Regions from separate parts of the Homo sapiens genome. Here all the other regions are linked to region 1. A link is a contact called in ENCODE Hi-C or POLR2A ChIA-PET data. All regions are on one chromosome and are shown on one strand. Each heading gives the region's core, a stretch centred on a gene start or an enhancer-like site at or near the end of the contact. The rest is flanking DNA. Distances are from core to core; before and after follow the strand shown.

The links. Hi-C counts contacts between places; a loop is a spot of excess contacts on that map. ChIA-PET counts read pairs that join two places held with the same protein, here RNA polymerase II (POLR2A). Pooled maps may share reads with other maps.
Region 2: a map of ascending aorta shows a loop between it and region 1 (7-fold over the local background). The contact joins the promoter of CSNK1G3 here to the promoter of PPIC in region 1. A Hi-C loop is called at or near these places in 3 of 168 maps with a recorded cell type or tissue (ascending aorta, endothelial cell of umbilical vein and gastrocnemius medialis) and 10 of 50 pooled maps.
Region 3: a map of gastrocnemius medialis shows a loop between it and region 1 (11-fold over the local background). The contact joins the promoter of CEP120 here to the promoter of PPIC in region 1. A Hi-C loop is called at or near these places in 3 of 168 maps with a recorded cell type or tissue (chondrocyte, gastrocnemius medialis and sigmoid colon), 1 of 37 single-sample maps with no recorded cell type and 14 of 50 pooled maps. POLR2A ChIA-PET finds 5 or more read pairs at or near these places in 1 of 52 experiments (A549).

What each region holds. Positions count from the first base shown.
Region 1 is chr5:123,033,665-123,038,772 of GRCh38, reverse strand. It overlaps PPIC (peptidylprolyl isomerase C), which reads left to right and starts at 2,048. Exons shown (of 5, transcript NM_000943.5): 1 at 2,048-2,264. The coding sequence starts at 2,148. It overlaps PPIC-AS1 (PPIC antisense RNA 1), which reads right to left and starts at 2,851. Exons shown (of 2, transcript XR_001742868.2): 1 at 2,485-2,851. RefSeq lists silencers at 1,822-1,871, 3,180-3,352.
Region 2 is chr5:123,509,309-123,514,416 of GRCh38, reverse strand. CSNK1G3 (casein kinase 1 gamma 3) reads right to left here and starts at 2,240. Exons shown (of 14, transcript NM_001364140.2): 1 at 1,847-2,240. RefSeq lists enhancers at 919-1,068, 2,099-2,308, 2,469-2,528 and silencers at 1,589-1,658, 1,829-1,918.
Region 3 is chr5:123,420,924-123,426,031 of GRCh38, reverse strand. It overlaps CEP120 (centrosomal protein 120), which reads left to right and starts at 2,629. Exons shown (of 20, transcript NM_001375405.1): 1 at 2,629-3,082. The coding sequence starts at 3,034. RefSeq lists a silencer at 2,929-3,088 and an enhancer at 2,418-3,363.

The sequences.
Region 1 (5,108 bases), core at 799-3,298:
CTTGCTCTGTGACAGAAGAACAGTATGGAGCGGTGAGTTAAAGGGGAGAATTTTCAATAAACTGTACTGAAATAAATGAATATTCTTATGAAAAAAATGAATTTGCTTCCTACTTTGTATTAGCCACCAAAATAGTTATATGCAAAAATATAGATGAATTTCACAAAAATTTAAGCAAAAAGAAATACATACGGTAATACCCTATTCAAATAAAATTAAAACAAAATTAAACTATAGTACAAGAAAAGTCAGGATTGCAGTTAATTTGGGCAGAAAAAAGTGTTTGTAACTGGCAGAGGGTATAAGAGGAGTTTCTAGGGAGCTGGGAAAGATTTCATTTCTTTGCCTAGAGGGTGAGATGGTGGTAGCATAAAAAGTAGTTGGACACATTCATTCATTCAACAAATAGTTATTGAGAAATCACTATATATCAGGCATTGCACTAGATCTGGGTCATCAAAGGGGAATAAATATAGGCCTGATCCCTGCCCTGGCCCTGCTTACTTCTGATAGCAGACAGACAAAAACAATTAATGAACACAGATAAATATATACAATCACCTCACAGTCACCTCGTAGGGTAAGTGCTCTGAGAGATACCCTTGTCTTGCTACACAAGGGGGACTCTTTCCTTATTGGGGGTGGGGATGAAGAGGAAAGCCATTAGGTCTTTCACTGGACTGAATCATAAAAATAGCTCAGAATTGCATTTCTCCTTTTTCTCACCCCAAAGAAGTAGTGGTTACTCCTTTTATCTCTAATGGTTCCAATGTCATTTTAGATCTACACTTAGGTACACCTAGGAATCCCATCTGACATTTAGAAATTCCATCTCTTAATCCGAGGAAAATCTTGGCTTGAAAGTAATGGCACCAGCCCCTTAAAATGGCACCTATGTGCGAATACCACTAATTTTTAGTTAATTTTAGGGCTGTTACTCTAAAACAAAAAAGTTCTTTTGAAATTCTAATTCAAAAAGCAATGAGTTTTAAAATAACCCTTTCCATGTTATAAAATACTTATATGCTCATTGTAGAACATCTGGGAAATCAGAAAACTGTAAAAAAAATTTTTTTAAACCCTCAAAAATCCATAAGTCTATCAATAGCTATCAATTCTATCTATAGCTACTGTAAACGTTGTGGTACATCTCTTTCAATATTTAAGTGCCTTGATATATTTATTTTCACGGTTGAGATCAGAATTTGTGGTTTTGCAACCCGAATTTTCCATTTAAAAATATAATAAGAACTTACTTCCCCAGTCATTAATCTTCCTAAACATAATTCTTAAGTTTGTAAAAAATCCATCCTACAGATACACCTAAAAGTCAGTTTATTTACTTTGTTTCCCCAGGAAAGAATCCTACATGACCATGGTTCTGGGCCTGTGTAAGTGCTGCCTTGTGAACAGTGTAGATAAGATCACAGAATCATCCTCCAAATAAAGTACTTAAAGCCAATGTAAAAGTTTTTCGAAGGCAAAGGGGCACTGTGAATCCAGCATTTTCCAGTGTTCCCTAGACGTGAATCATCTCAAAGAGAGGCCATTATTCGAGTGCAACAGGGCTCCACGCCTCCAGCGATGTCAAAGTTCTGCTAAGCGTCCAAAACCTAGCAAAAGGTTCCAATGGGCCATTGGAACTCGGCGGCCGCGGCGGAGGCTGCTCCCAAGGCGGCAGCAATCACACCGGGACCGGCTGCAGAGTTCCCAGTCCCGCGGAGCGCTAGCTGCCGGGCGGACGCGGAAGCCCGAGAGTCCTGGTCTTCCCGTCCAAGTTTAATCCGCGCCTACGCGGTAAATTCCTGGAGGTGCTCCCAGCCTAGCCCGCTGCGCCCGGCTCCGCGCCTGGGCAACCCGGGCTCCCTCCCGTCCCTGGCGCCCTCCGCACCCGCCTAAGGCGCGGCGGTCGAGCCCTGGCTGCGCCCTGTGGGCGCGCTCCTCCGAATCCCAAGTTCGGGTCGCGAGTCTGAACTTGGGAGGAACGCGCCCCGGGTCCCCGCCCTTCCCGGACTGCCCGATCCCCATCCCCCGCAACCGGGAGCGCGCAGGCGCAGCCGGCCGGCAGTCCCGTCAGCTGTCCCAGAGCCTGTGTCGCGCCCGTGCCGGTAGCGCCCGTGCCGGTAGCGCCGCTGCCACCGCTCACCATGGGCCCGGGTCCTCGGCTGCTGCTACCTCTCGTGCTTTGCGTGGGGCTCGGCGCACTTGTGTTTTCTTCGGGGGCCGAGGGCTTCCGCAAGCGAGGCCCCTCGGTGACGGCCAAGGTGACCGAGAGCGGCGGGCTGCAACTTCCCCTGTTGCGGGCGGGGCCCTGGGGGCGCTTTGGATACTGGGACCTCGGTGTCAGGGCGGGCGAGGTGGAGGCTTCCCGGGCGCAGGGGGACTGGAGGCGGCCGCGGGACTGGGTGGGAGGGGGCTGCTCGCGTGCTGGGAGGCCGGCGCTCCGGGGGAGACCCTGGGGGAGCTGGGCTGAGGCCAGCCTACCTCCGCCGCAGTCTGCTTGGACTTCTTGTCCCGGGTCGGTAGTCCGAGGTGACCAGCCTGGGGGTAGGAGAGGCTTCCGGAACCGGCGGGCCCGTTCTCCAGGAAAGAGACTGCCCAAGTACTTCCTTCAGCGTGGCCTGGGCTCGGGAGCAGAACGAGAGGAATGCGGGGAGGGGGGCGGGACCCGCACAGGAGAGGCGCTCGGAGCCCAGGGCTTGCAGCCGCCCGCCCGCTGCGTGGTCTCCACGCTGGCCGCGGTGGCTTCAGGCAGGCATTAAAGCGCCTGGTTCAGATGAGAGACTACCCTCCGCCTCTTTTGGGGAACCGTCGTCCTTCCCGGGAAGGGGAGGTGCGCCTTCAACTTCGGCGGGCGGGCGGCCCCTGCTGTGGGCTACGCGAGGCCGGGCGAAGGCGGCACCTGTAGACCTGGGGCAGCCTCCACTGCGGGGAAAGGGGGCGGGGGGCTGCCAGAAAGTGCGTCTTTAAGGCTTCCTCGTACTTAACTCCGCTTCAGTTCTTTTTTCAGCGTATTTAACCAAGGGTAGACGATAATGGGAGAATGCAGGGAGAGGGAGGGGATAATTTGGTGCCCATGATCACCACTTCTAGAAAACCCACTGGCAATAGTGTCTTCGAAGCTGAAGCTGGAGGGGGCGGGCTGCAGCTGAAAGTGGTCTTCATCAGTCTGGGGTTTGTCAATGGAAACGATACTAATCAACGAGTAGAATGCTTACATCCTCGACCGCAGACGCCACCTGAGGACGGGGAGGACTAGGGGGTGGGGAGGAGGAGGTCCAGCTCAGCATCTGATGTCGCAGAAAGGCCGTGCCACGTTGTGGGCGGGGCTGATAAACAGCCTGATGGTTTCGAGAAGCTCTGATCTTACTCCCAGCCTCTTGATCTTGTAGGCATGTCTAACTTTGGGAAATGGTTTGTGCAAGGCCACAGAGCTGAACGGGGTCTCTTGGGATAAAGCCATAAACATAAAATTCGCACAATTATGAAATGTTGGAGGAAATAAACTGTAATATACTTTGGGTGACATTTAAAAATAGCTGAAAAATGAGAAAAACCAGCGCAGAGAAGACTAAGGAGGCAAAGGGAACTGCATATGCATAGGTCCTCAAACAGGAAAGCCCTCCCTGCATTCAGAGGATGTGGAGAGGACGGAATGGCTTCAGCACAGAATGAGAGGTGACTTGAGATGAGGTTGGAGGGGTGAGCAGCAGCGGAATCACACAGGGCCTTAGAGGCTGCAGGTAGGCATGCGGGTATTGAGGCAATTCTTAAAATTTGAAGTGTTATTCTGCAGTCAGAGCCACTGAAGGGTTTTAAGCATAAGAATGGCATGATCTCAATATATACTCGAGAAATTTATGTGGTCACTCAGTGGAGAGTGAAATGGGAGGTCATTCAGGGCACCATGCCAGAGTCCAGATGGTGGCTTGGATTAGGGTGGTAATCATTGAAATGGGGAGCAAGGGAAGGACTTGAAATAGATTTTGGAGATATAACTAACAGGAGTTGCTGACGGTTTAGAAAGGGGGCGAGGGAGAGGGAATAGGATTGCCAAATAAAATACAGGATGCCCAGTTAGATGTGAATATCAGATTAACAATGAATAAATGTTTTTAGTGTAAGTACGTCCCCTGCAATATTTGGGAACAGGTTTCACCTGGGAAACTTCTTAAACTTACTGATGCAGTGACCCACCCCAGAGCAAGTCAATCACAATCTGTATGGGTGGGGCTCAGTATCCTATCTTTTAGAAGCTTTTGGTGATTCTGATGTGCAGGCAGTGTGGGCGGGGAACCACTGGAAGATGGAGCCAAGAGAGGAGGAAGCTGGTGGCTGCAGGAGGGGAAGGGTTTGAGCATCCTAAACCCTTGTCTGTGACACTGTCACTGAGGGAGAGTTTGCATGCACCCTACTCTCAGAATTGTTACTTAACATGTCTTTTTTCCCCCTACCAAATTTGTCATTAAGTTTTTCTAAAAGCTGATTGTGTAGGTGCGTCTTAAACAGATTCTGCTCTGTTAAATTACTTTTTCATGAACTTGTAAAGACAACTAAATCTATTGGAAAATGACGTTAAAAATAATTTCTCTGAGTGCAGACAAGTACATTAATTGGCCATTGCTCTAGTGTATTGTTTTCCCCAGCAGTGTTTTTGTTTACCTCTGATTTCATTTAAAAATAGGAATCTGTAAATAAGAGAGGTGTGAGGTGCTATTCTGCCCACATGGCCCATTAGTGGCACTAACTTGGTCCACAGATCCTGCTGCTGGGCCAGCCTGGCAGCTTCCTGCCCCAGCCATAGAGGCTCAGGTGGGGGCTCTGGCTCATTGGGCTCCAAATCCACAGAATTACATTTGCTGACCTATATTTCTGAACCAATGCCATGGGATCTGTGCAGGATCCGGCATCGGGAGTGTATGAAATAATGCCACCATCCTTCCAGCTGCACACATATTACAGCTTGCAAGCACATTAGCATGTAGTGGCCAGGAGGCTGTGGCTAGATGGCCTTAGACAAGTTATCTAATGTCCACAGCTCAGTTTCCTCCTTTGTCAAATGGAGATAGAAATCATCCCTACCTGGGAGGGCTTTGCACATTAGATGT
Region 2 (5,108 bases), core at 991-3,490, 480 kb before region 1:
ATTCCAGTCCTTTATTTTCAAGGAAGTAATAAATGCCTTTCATGTACTGAAGATTTTGTTAATATATTGTAAATGCTTGCTAAATCTAATGATGAAAATGTCAATAATTACATAACACACTAATGTTTAAGCTGATGAATGGCAGAAGGGGGTGGATGACTATAATAAATCATCAGTAAAGACAATCGTTTCTCAAGATCCCCAAAAAAATGTCATTCATAACAACATTAAAATTAACCTTTCTGTCTCCCATTTCAATAATTACTTCTATTTAATGCATATTCAGAAATGCCAGTTCACATAAAGCAGAAGTGTCTGTACATTCTGCTAAGAATGTATGTCAAAGCCACACAATGTATTTGATAACATCTTTCTTCCAATGTCCATAAAGGTAATTTTTATCTTTTATCTTTTGTGCAACTATAAAGGTTAACTATACAAAAGAATAAGACAATTTATCCTAAGATACAACTGGAGCAAAGTTTGTAAATAATTACAAAATACACTAAGTACAGCTCAAAAAAAAAGAAAGCTATTAATGTCACACACCAGATCTGATTTTTTTGGTGAAAAATATTTTCTTAAACTAGTTTCACATCTAATTCCACATTATTCTCACAATTTCTGTAATGTTTTTCTTCTAAATTTACCGGGAAAGCCAATATTCTTCAAAGAAACATCTTTAAAAAGAAACATCTTTAAAAAGTATATACTTTTCATTTTATATCCCATCTTAGATATAGTTTGCCATCTCTCATATCTGTGGCCAAATGTCATTTGAATCGGACTAAGTAATTGCAAAAAGTAAAATAATGACTTATTTTCTTAATTCATTAAAAATAAGTACATTTTTAATTCTCTAATTTAAAGTAAATATTTTAATAGAAGATTTAAAAGGAGCCACTGACCAGCCTGGGTGCTTACTACAAAAGAGTTGAAAGTAATTCACACAGTGTATCAACAGTAGCTGTCTCCCACACACACAGGCACACTCACTCTCTCCCCCATCTGAACTTTTCCTCCCTAAAACATGAGGTGGGAGAAGGGGAATGACCATGACACAGGCCTCACTACCCCCACCCCACGAGTAGACACACATCTCCCTCCTCATCCTGCTGAAAAGAAATGTGGAGGCTGTGGACCAAGAGACCCGATGCTTCTCAGTGTCACTTCCCCTGCATGTGGGATAAACAAACAAACCGGCACCATGAGAGTAACCATCAGAGTGATTTTGCTAACCTTTGACTAATGTCTTGGTTAAGTTTTGAGCTGAGTCAAAGCTCTAAGAAACAGGTAAATCCCTGTGTCCCCCCACCCAACCCCTTAAACACTCCAACGGGAAGTTTATCCCTGAGCTGAACGCTGGCCCCCGTCGCCTCCTCCCAGCCTATCCATGCCTCCTTCCTGCCTGAAGCCCCTACTCCAAAGGTAATTGTCTGGACACAGTCAAGGAGCACCGTGGGCGACACTCCCCACCTCCCAATCTCTCCTAAGGAAGCCCCCGCCGGCCCAGTTGGCCCACCTCCCTCGCCGCCCCAGTCGCGCCGCACCACTCCGGCAACTTTTGCACCCAGCCCGACCCGCCACCCGCGGCCCCCGCTGCCCCCTAGCCCTCCGCGCCCTCAGCCTCCGACCGCGGCCCCCTCCTGCCCACGCCTCCGGGCCACCCGCCATGGTCCTCGCCCACCCCTCCCCCGACACCCGCGCCTGCGGCGCCGCCCCCGCCGCACCCCACCCCACCCGCCCGGGACCCCAGCCCCACCCGGGAGGGAGGGCGCCGCGGCCGCGCCGAGGCAGCCGCCGGGCCGGGGCTGGCAGCGGAGCACCTACGCGCAGGGGGCTTTACCTCAAAGGCGCGGCCGCGAGCAGAGGGGTCGGTCCCGGGCGCGGGCGGCGCCCCCAGTCCGTCAGCGCCGGCGGGGGCAGCGGCGGCGGCACATCACACCCGCCGGCGGCCGGAGGAGGAAAGCGAGCCACGCAGGGAGCGAGCGAGCGAGCGAGCGAGGTAGGGGGGAAGGAGCGAGAGAGAGAGGTAACGCAGCGCTGCTCGGATTCGGTCCCTGCACTGCCGCTGGTGCCTCCTACCGCCGCCGCTGGCCGGAGAGTCGCCGCCCGAGCCTCTGCTGTCGCCACCGATGCAGCCCGGAATGAATGCACAGCAGCGCCTCGCTTATCCGGAGGTCAAACATCCTTCTGCCTCGGGCATCCGGATCGACGCCGGACCCGGAAGTGAACACATGGAAAAAAAATTAAAAAGGAAAGCGTCTGTTTAGCGGCGGCGGCCCCCAAGCTGCCCGCATCAGCGAAAACAGCCGAGTAGAGCCGAAGATTGCACCAACCTTCTTGGATTGGTCGGATCGCCGACCGGAAAGGAGACGGCGCGGTCATTGGCTGGCAAGGTGTATAAAGCCTAAGCCGCGCCCTATCCCCGTCTTTCTAGAGCCGTGCGTGAGGGAAAGTGGGGAGAGGCTGTGGATACGAGTGTTTCTCTGGATGAAGCAGTGGGCGGAGAAGCATAGCAAAGTCTACGCAGAGAACTGGAAGAGAACACCACCATGCTTTAGGAGAGCTACTAAGAACTGAGTGAGCAAAGAGCCTTAAGGGTACCATTGTGCCAAGTCAGGGTGCTGAGGCTTTCCCTGTTGTGCTCAGCCCGCCAGGTTCCAAAAAAATCTTAGGGCCCGGCCTAGGAGTATGACATCACTGGGTTGACATTTTTCCCCGCTTGTTTGTAACCCCAGTGCCATATCAGGGCTCCAACTGCTTAGAAATGTGAATTATGGCTCACATTTGCGTCTCATTTGCTGTTTGTAAGCTGAGGTAATCCTCTGAACTATATAGTGTGGCATTACCTGTTTTTCAAATTCACCTCCCAAAGTTCTGAGAAGCCAAACATCACCCAAGTTATCAAGTTGCAGCGCACAAACTGAAATCGGTGTTTCTGACTCACACTTAAGTCCACTCTGCCTACATAGAAAGACTGCATTCCTTTCATTTTCCCTCTTGCAGTTGCTTCCCTGGGATGGAGATAAGTCATTTTGGTAGACTTCTATGGAAATTGATCCACCATGAAGGCATGGAAACTATAATTTTTTAAAATTGTGATTCTTATGTCTCAAGTCCTTTCAAAAGTTAGGCATTAAGGTGTGCAGGAAGAAGAATCAGCCTGGTGCCATGTTTTTTAAATGTTCATTTTATCAAACCCGTTTATATTCTTAATATACTTACTGTATCAAGAAACTTGAGTCTTGTGTATCTCTATCTCTCCTGTCTACCTCTCAAAACGAAAAGACTAATGAAACAAATGCACTCCTTCATTTTCCTCCCTGCTTTGCTAGATTAACGGTATAGCTAATGTGTTACCTTTGGAAGGGTAGTTAGTATAGAAATCTGTTTTTGATTTTGGTTTGTAATACAACAGTGCCTTTTTTTTAAACCTCTCTTCTCACTTCTTCCCCAAACTGGAAGTTAAGAAGTGACTAGCATCACCAGCCTTAGAAGGGTAGTGATAAGAGCTTTGCTCCATGCTTACCACACCATCATTCTGTAGGAGACTCAAAAGCAGCTAAGATGTATGCATGCTCAGAATTGTGAATGACTTGCCTAGGGCAGATGACATATCCCAGAATTTCTGATCTCTCCCAGGACCCACTAATAGACAAGAAACAAAGTTAACAACATCTCACTCAATAGAAGAGAAGTGTCTGCAACACAGGAAACTCTAAATATTGTCCTCAACTCCCAACAAACCATTTTATTCTCTCTACCTCAAAAAACTCAGTTTTGATAAAGAACACCCACTCTTCTAAGTTTTCATAAATGGTTGAGAAAGTCAAGTGTATAAATATATGATCAAAACACATTTTTAAATTAAAAATGGGCTGGTCTAAGTACGGTGGTACTTACAACGAATTGCTCACAACCAGTTACAGATTTCTTTGTTCCTTCTCCACTCCCACTGTTTCACTTGACTAGTATTTATTAAATTATATTAGAAACGTATGGGAATAAATGTTTACATTTTTAACACTGCAGGGAAGACTTTTGGTTAAAATTTGGCCTATAAGCTCCTATAGATTAAAATTGGCAAAGCCTGGTGTAGTGGTGAATGCCTGTAGTCCCAGGAACTTGGGAGGCTTGAGGCAGGAGGATCTCCCAGTAGTCTAAGGCTAGCCTGGGCCACATAGTAGGATCTTTTCTCAAAACAAAAAAAAAAAAAAAAAAAGCAAGTAACCTAGGTAGGAGGCAATTAAATTTTCAGGTCATTCTATTAACTTATAAGAAAAATTGGTTTGGGAGGCCGAGGCAGGTGGTTCACCTGAAGTCAGGAGTTCAAGACCAGCCTGGCCAATGTGGCAAAACCGCATCTCTACTAAAAATACAAAAATTAGCCAGGTGTGGTGGTGTGCACCTGTAATCCCAGCTACTCTCGAGGCTGAGGCAGGAGAATCGCTTGAATCTGGGAGGCGGAGGTTGCAGTAAGTGGAGATAGCGCCACTCCACTCTAGCCTGGGCGACAGAGTGAGACTAAGTCTAAAAAAAAAAAAAAAAAGTATGTATATATATGAAAAATTGGCAATGTGAAAACAGCTTATATTAATGAAGGAAAAGCCAATACACAGGCATTGCAAGCAAAACTCTTTATCTTATAGCATGATGCTCCAACCTAAGCAGCCAGATTATACTTGTCAATCTGCTATATTACAAATCAAATAGTTTATTTGTTGTGTCACCTCACATTTCCTGGCATTGCCACTCTTCAGGTATTTATATTCTATTAATATTTTCATTATGATTATTGCATAAATTCATGTGATACTGTTGTCACAAGTTTTGTAGTACATTGGAAACTTGCATTTATCAAATTCTCTTTTCACAAAAGCTTTCTCTACATGTCCTGCAGATGCTTTGTGTGAGACAGAGAATGGTATGTAGAGTTTGTGGAATGTAAAGCTGGCCATTTTTTCTCCTTTGTAAGCAGTAAAACTTAAAGTTGAAGAAAGATGGAAATGAAACAGTTTGATTATGGTTTTAAGCAGGAAATTATGAGACTAAGATATTTACTAAGACTTTTCAAAATAAAAACAGATAAAACATTCATTTCCTTC
Region 3 (5,108 bases), core at 1,380-3,879, 390 kb before region 1:
CTTGGGCCTCTCTTTGTCTATAATGCTAAGTACTGTCTTGCACCACTGATAACATTATACTTCGCTTGTGGTTAATTTGTTTCCTAATCTTTAAGTGTTGTTAATGTGTACATATTTATTAGACTTCTCAACAGAGGATATGTTAAACCACAACATTGGTATTATACCAACAAAATTCAGACTGTGGTAAACTCTGCAGACACGACCAGTTTCTTCAATAAAGAATTTCAAGAAAAAAAAAAGAAGGATTGGGTACCTCCATTAGTCCGTTTTCATACTACTATAAAGAACTGCCCAAGACTGGGTAATTTCAAAAGGAAAGAGGTTTAATTGACTCATAGTTCAGCATGGCTAGGGAGGCCTCAGGAAACTTATGGTCATGGCAGAAGGCAAAGGGGAAGCAAGGCACCTTCCTCACAAGGCAGCAAGAAGGAGAAGAGTGAGTGAGTAAAGGGGGAAGAGCGCTTAATAAAACCGTCAGATCTCCTGAGAACTCACTGACTATCAGGAGAATAGCATGGAGGAAACCACCCCCATGATTCAATTACCTCCATCTGGTCCCTTCCTTGACACTTGGGGGTTGTGGGGATTACAATTCAAAATGAGATTTTGGTGGGGGCACAAAGCCTAACCATATACATTAAAAAAGACAAGAGACATACCAACCATTGTATTTTGGAACTTGTTTGGATCCTGATTTGAAAAAACCGACTGCAAACAAATTATTAGACAATCAGAGAAATTTGAACAGTATATATTTAATGGGATTAAGAAATTTTTGTTAATTATTAAGTGTAATAATGGGATTGTGGTTAAATACTTAATATTTTAAGATTCTTTAAGAAGTCGTTATCTTTTTTTTTTTTTTTTTTTTTGAGACTGAGTCTTTCTCTGTGGCCCAGGCTGGAGCGCTGTGGCATGATACCGGCTCACTGCAACCTCTGCCTCATGATTTCAAGCGATTCTCGTGCCTCAGCCTTCTCGTGCTTCAGCCTCCCAAGTAGCTGGGATTTCTGGCTTGCGCTACCACGTCTGGCTAATTTTTGTATTTTTAGTAGAGACGGAGTTCTGCTATGTTGGCCAGGTTGGTCTCGAACTCCTGACTCAAGTGATCCGCCCACCTCAGCCTCCCAAAGTGCTGGGATTACAGATGTGAGCCACTACCACACCTGGCCAAAAAGTCTTCATCTTTTAGAAGTACGTATCCAAAAAGATGAATTGATGTGATGTTGGGGATTTCTTTAAAAATAACACAACAGATGAAGATGATTGGTCTTAAGTTGATAATCGTTGAAGCTGGGGTCTGGGTAACTGGGGGTTCATTATATCATTCTGCTTTCTTTAAAGTATGTTTGACATCTTCCACAAAAATAATGCATTGTTCAATGATGAATCCAAAGTAGATCATTACTTTGATTTTACATTGAATAGTGCTTCATTTTAAGAATGCCTGTGATAGGACCTGAAAGGGCCTTAGAAGTAATTAGTCCAATCTCTACATATTCCTCCTTTTCTTTTGGGCAGAAAGCAAAGAAGGAAGAATAAAGAAGAGGAAGAAGAAAACAATAGTGATATTATATTATTTGCTCTCAAAATAACTTCTAAATTTCCAAAACAAGGAAGCAATAGAAGAAAAAGAAAACAGCGAGATATTATATTTGCTCTCAAAACAACTTCTCAATTTACAAAACCAGAAAGTAATAGGAGAAGCCGCACTTATGTCCACTACCTAGTGCTATCTCTGCAGCTTTATTTTATTATGATTTACTTTTGTTTTCCGAAGCAGAATTTTTCCCAAACTTAATAGTGTCCACGATCGCTCCAACCAATTCGGTTATTTAAGTTTCAAGCTAGATAACCTCCAAAAGAACTTTGCCTTTGACTTGAATACATGCTTCTTGCAATTTGAGTAGTGTTTAGGAGGCCGTTCCCTTTACAAGTCTTGAACCGTTTCTTAAATCTGAATTTGGGAGACGTTAAGGGGAAAGGGTCGGCAGACAGCACCTCAATGCCTTGTTTATTTTTGGTTTTGAGTTTGCTAATAACTTTGTCATCGGGGGTGGAAGAACCTTTATATTTCATTGCCCACGTGACAGTGTTTTTGTTTTAGGGGTAATTTCTAAGGGACAGGAAATTCTCGGGGAGTTTACGTCAGCTTTAACAAGTACAGTAATTACCGTATTGAAGCTACTTGTTTTCAAAGGTCGGAAATTTGAGGTGCCGCGTGAGCACGATTTAGGGACTTTAGAGTTTAGATTTAAGTCATTATTTTTTTGTGATTTAATTTTTTAAGCAGTGTTGACACTGGGTACGTCAACTAAGCTAGGTTTTTTTGTTTTTTTAATCCCCACTAATATAACTCTCAGGTTGTGGCTGAAGCATAAAGCAGGTAATACGCTACACTCACGCTCCTTAAAGGCTACGCAGCTTCAGGAAGCGTTTACAGCAGTAGTGCGCTTGCGCAGCTGGTCCCACACCAAGTCGCCCGCCTCTCCTCGTCCGGCTAGCAGAGGGCGCTGTGAGGTAATGAAGGCGTCCTCCTTAGGGCTCTGGAACAGAGCGTAAAAGGGCGGGAGGCGAAGCTCGCTGACGGGCGTTCTAGCCTTGACTGCTCTGTCTCTATCACCCGTTGTCCTCCAACCTCCCCTGGGCACTGGGCCTGCGGGCCTGGTTGCTAGGCGGAAGCTGGGCGCGGCGGCGGCCGCTGCGGCCGCCCGGGCGTTTGAAAAGCGGCTACGCAGGCGGCAAAAGGTCCTCGGGTGGCGGGCTTGTCTCTGCTTGCAGACTGGCAGGGCTGCAGCGTGGCTTTTTCCTTGAGTCGGGGCACAGTTAGGATCTGGGCTGGCGGCCCGAGGCAGAGGAGCCGGGCGCGCTGCAGCAGACGGCGGTGGGACCTGGCTGCGGAGCGGGGTCCGGGCATCAGGGACCGGGGGCGGGCAGTGGGGGTCCCGCCGGGGGTCCCGGATTACCCGCGACTCAACTGGACCTCACTTCCCCCCAGCCGCCTTCGCCCCCGGACCGCTCACCGCAACCATGGTCTCCAAATCCGACCAATTGCTCATCGTCGTGTCCATCCTAGAAGGTGAGCAGCCTGAGGCTTGCTTTTGCAACTGCTGCCTCCCGAGTTTTAAAAGCTTAGTGTGGGACCGAGGCCTTGTTAACCTTAAGAACCCTGTCATCTGTGCTTTTGTGGTCCCCACAGACTTGTTCAAAGTTGTACGTAGTGAGGTCTGTTAGGCAATTGATTTAAAAATCTCTCCAGGGATATGAGCGCTATTAGGGATAAGTGATATTTAGCGTGACTAGCCGTAGCCCCAGAGAATCTAGAGAAAACGATTTTCATCCAAAGCAGCACGTCGATGGCTTTTATATATGAGCTGAACGTGGTCCTGAGAAGCGCGTTCTGATCAGCGGTTCCCAATAATAGCACTTGTAAGAGCTTTGACTTGAATACAGGCTTCCTGCGATTCCAGAAGTGTTCCGGAGGCAATTCCCTTTACACGTCTTGCTGGAGGACTCAGGGGACTACAGTTCTTAAGAGGGTGTATTATACATTCCTTAAAAGGTGTGTTTTGGATGAATGACATTGGTTTATTGGGACTCATTGAGTGTCAGACACTGTGCTGGGAATGTAAGAATGAAACAGTCCTGATTCTAAAAAGCTAAGGATGTAGCAAGGAGAGTGTGTCAGCAAATAATTCATCAGGATGTGGAAGACCCTAATGAATGACCACCTCTGTCTAAGGAAACTGCGGAAGTTTCACTAGAGGAGGTGGCATTTTTTGGGGTCCTACAGATGATTAGGAATTTGTCAGGTGAAAAAAGGAAGGGCATTCCAGGCAAAGAGAAGAGCAGGGAGCACTTAAAGTATGGAAAAGCAAGACACGTTTTGCCTTGCTTAATTAAATTCACTCAGTAAACATTGGTTAAATTCAGTGTGGTTGGAGAACAGATTTGCAAGAAAGTGGAGGGCATAGGAGATAACAGGTGAATTGAGGACACTTTACGAATAGTATGTTAAGAAGGAGTCATCTTGAGCCAGAGCAGAAGCCTGGCTGCATTTTTTCCCCCATGGGAGAGTGTTTTATAAAGGCCTGGCACTGTGTGAGGGATGAGAGCAAAGGAAACATTGTAATCCTAATCTTTGAATTTTGGAACAAGAGACTGACCAGAAAAGCCATAAAGATTTGGAGCACTATTAACTGTTAGTTTACTTATTGTTTAAAAACATAGGACTGAAATAACCTTAAAATTTGGTTAACAACAGTTTTTAGACTTATAACTGACCATGCTATGAGGAAACAAATACCTCCATTCCCTCCAAGGATGTAGAGGTCTGTCCACGTGGGGAGATCACAGGACACAATATGTTGGGGTATAATATTTAAAATATGTGATATGTACTGTAAATATAGGTTTGAGGGTAGGGTGGGTGGGATGGCTGAAGTTCTTTAAATAATAAGTGAGCTTTAGATATGTGACAATAGAATTCTATGGACAACCCAGGCCAGTCTGACAACCCAGGACATAAATGCAATTCATTTGGGGAAGCTAGTTTTAGAGCAGCAGAAAATGAGGTCCTGAGAGAGGCCTGTTAGTGCTAATTGGGAGAGCTGTGCGATGTGTGTTAATATTCCTAATACAGAGTTTCAAGTGAGAGCCTCAGGCTTAAACTCAAAAGGTTAGCAGTCAAGGTCTTTCTGACCAGCTTGATTCCCAACCAAGTAGCTTGTGCCGGGGTGAGCATGGTGGGTGGAACATTGAAAAGATCAGCAAGATGACCAGGGTAGAGGAAGGTGAATATTTAGAAATGTCATGGTAAGAAATGAGCTTGTACAACTGGAGCGAATAGGCCTCAGAGGATCTTGAAAGCCAGTTTAGAATTAATGTTCCAAGAAATAGGTTGGCAGCATATATTCCTAAATAGAATGCTTTTCTTGAGTTCAGTTTAGTAGCAGTGTGCAAGGAAGAGAACCTGGAGTCAAGGATGTCTGTTAGGTTGTTTCCACAAACATACCCAAAACTAGCATGTGGTCCTCCCTCCAAACTATTCTTCTCTCTTGTTCGTACTGTATTTCCATTCATCATAACCATGCTGTTGCCTTAAG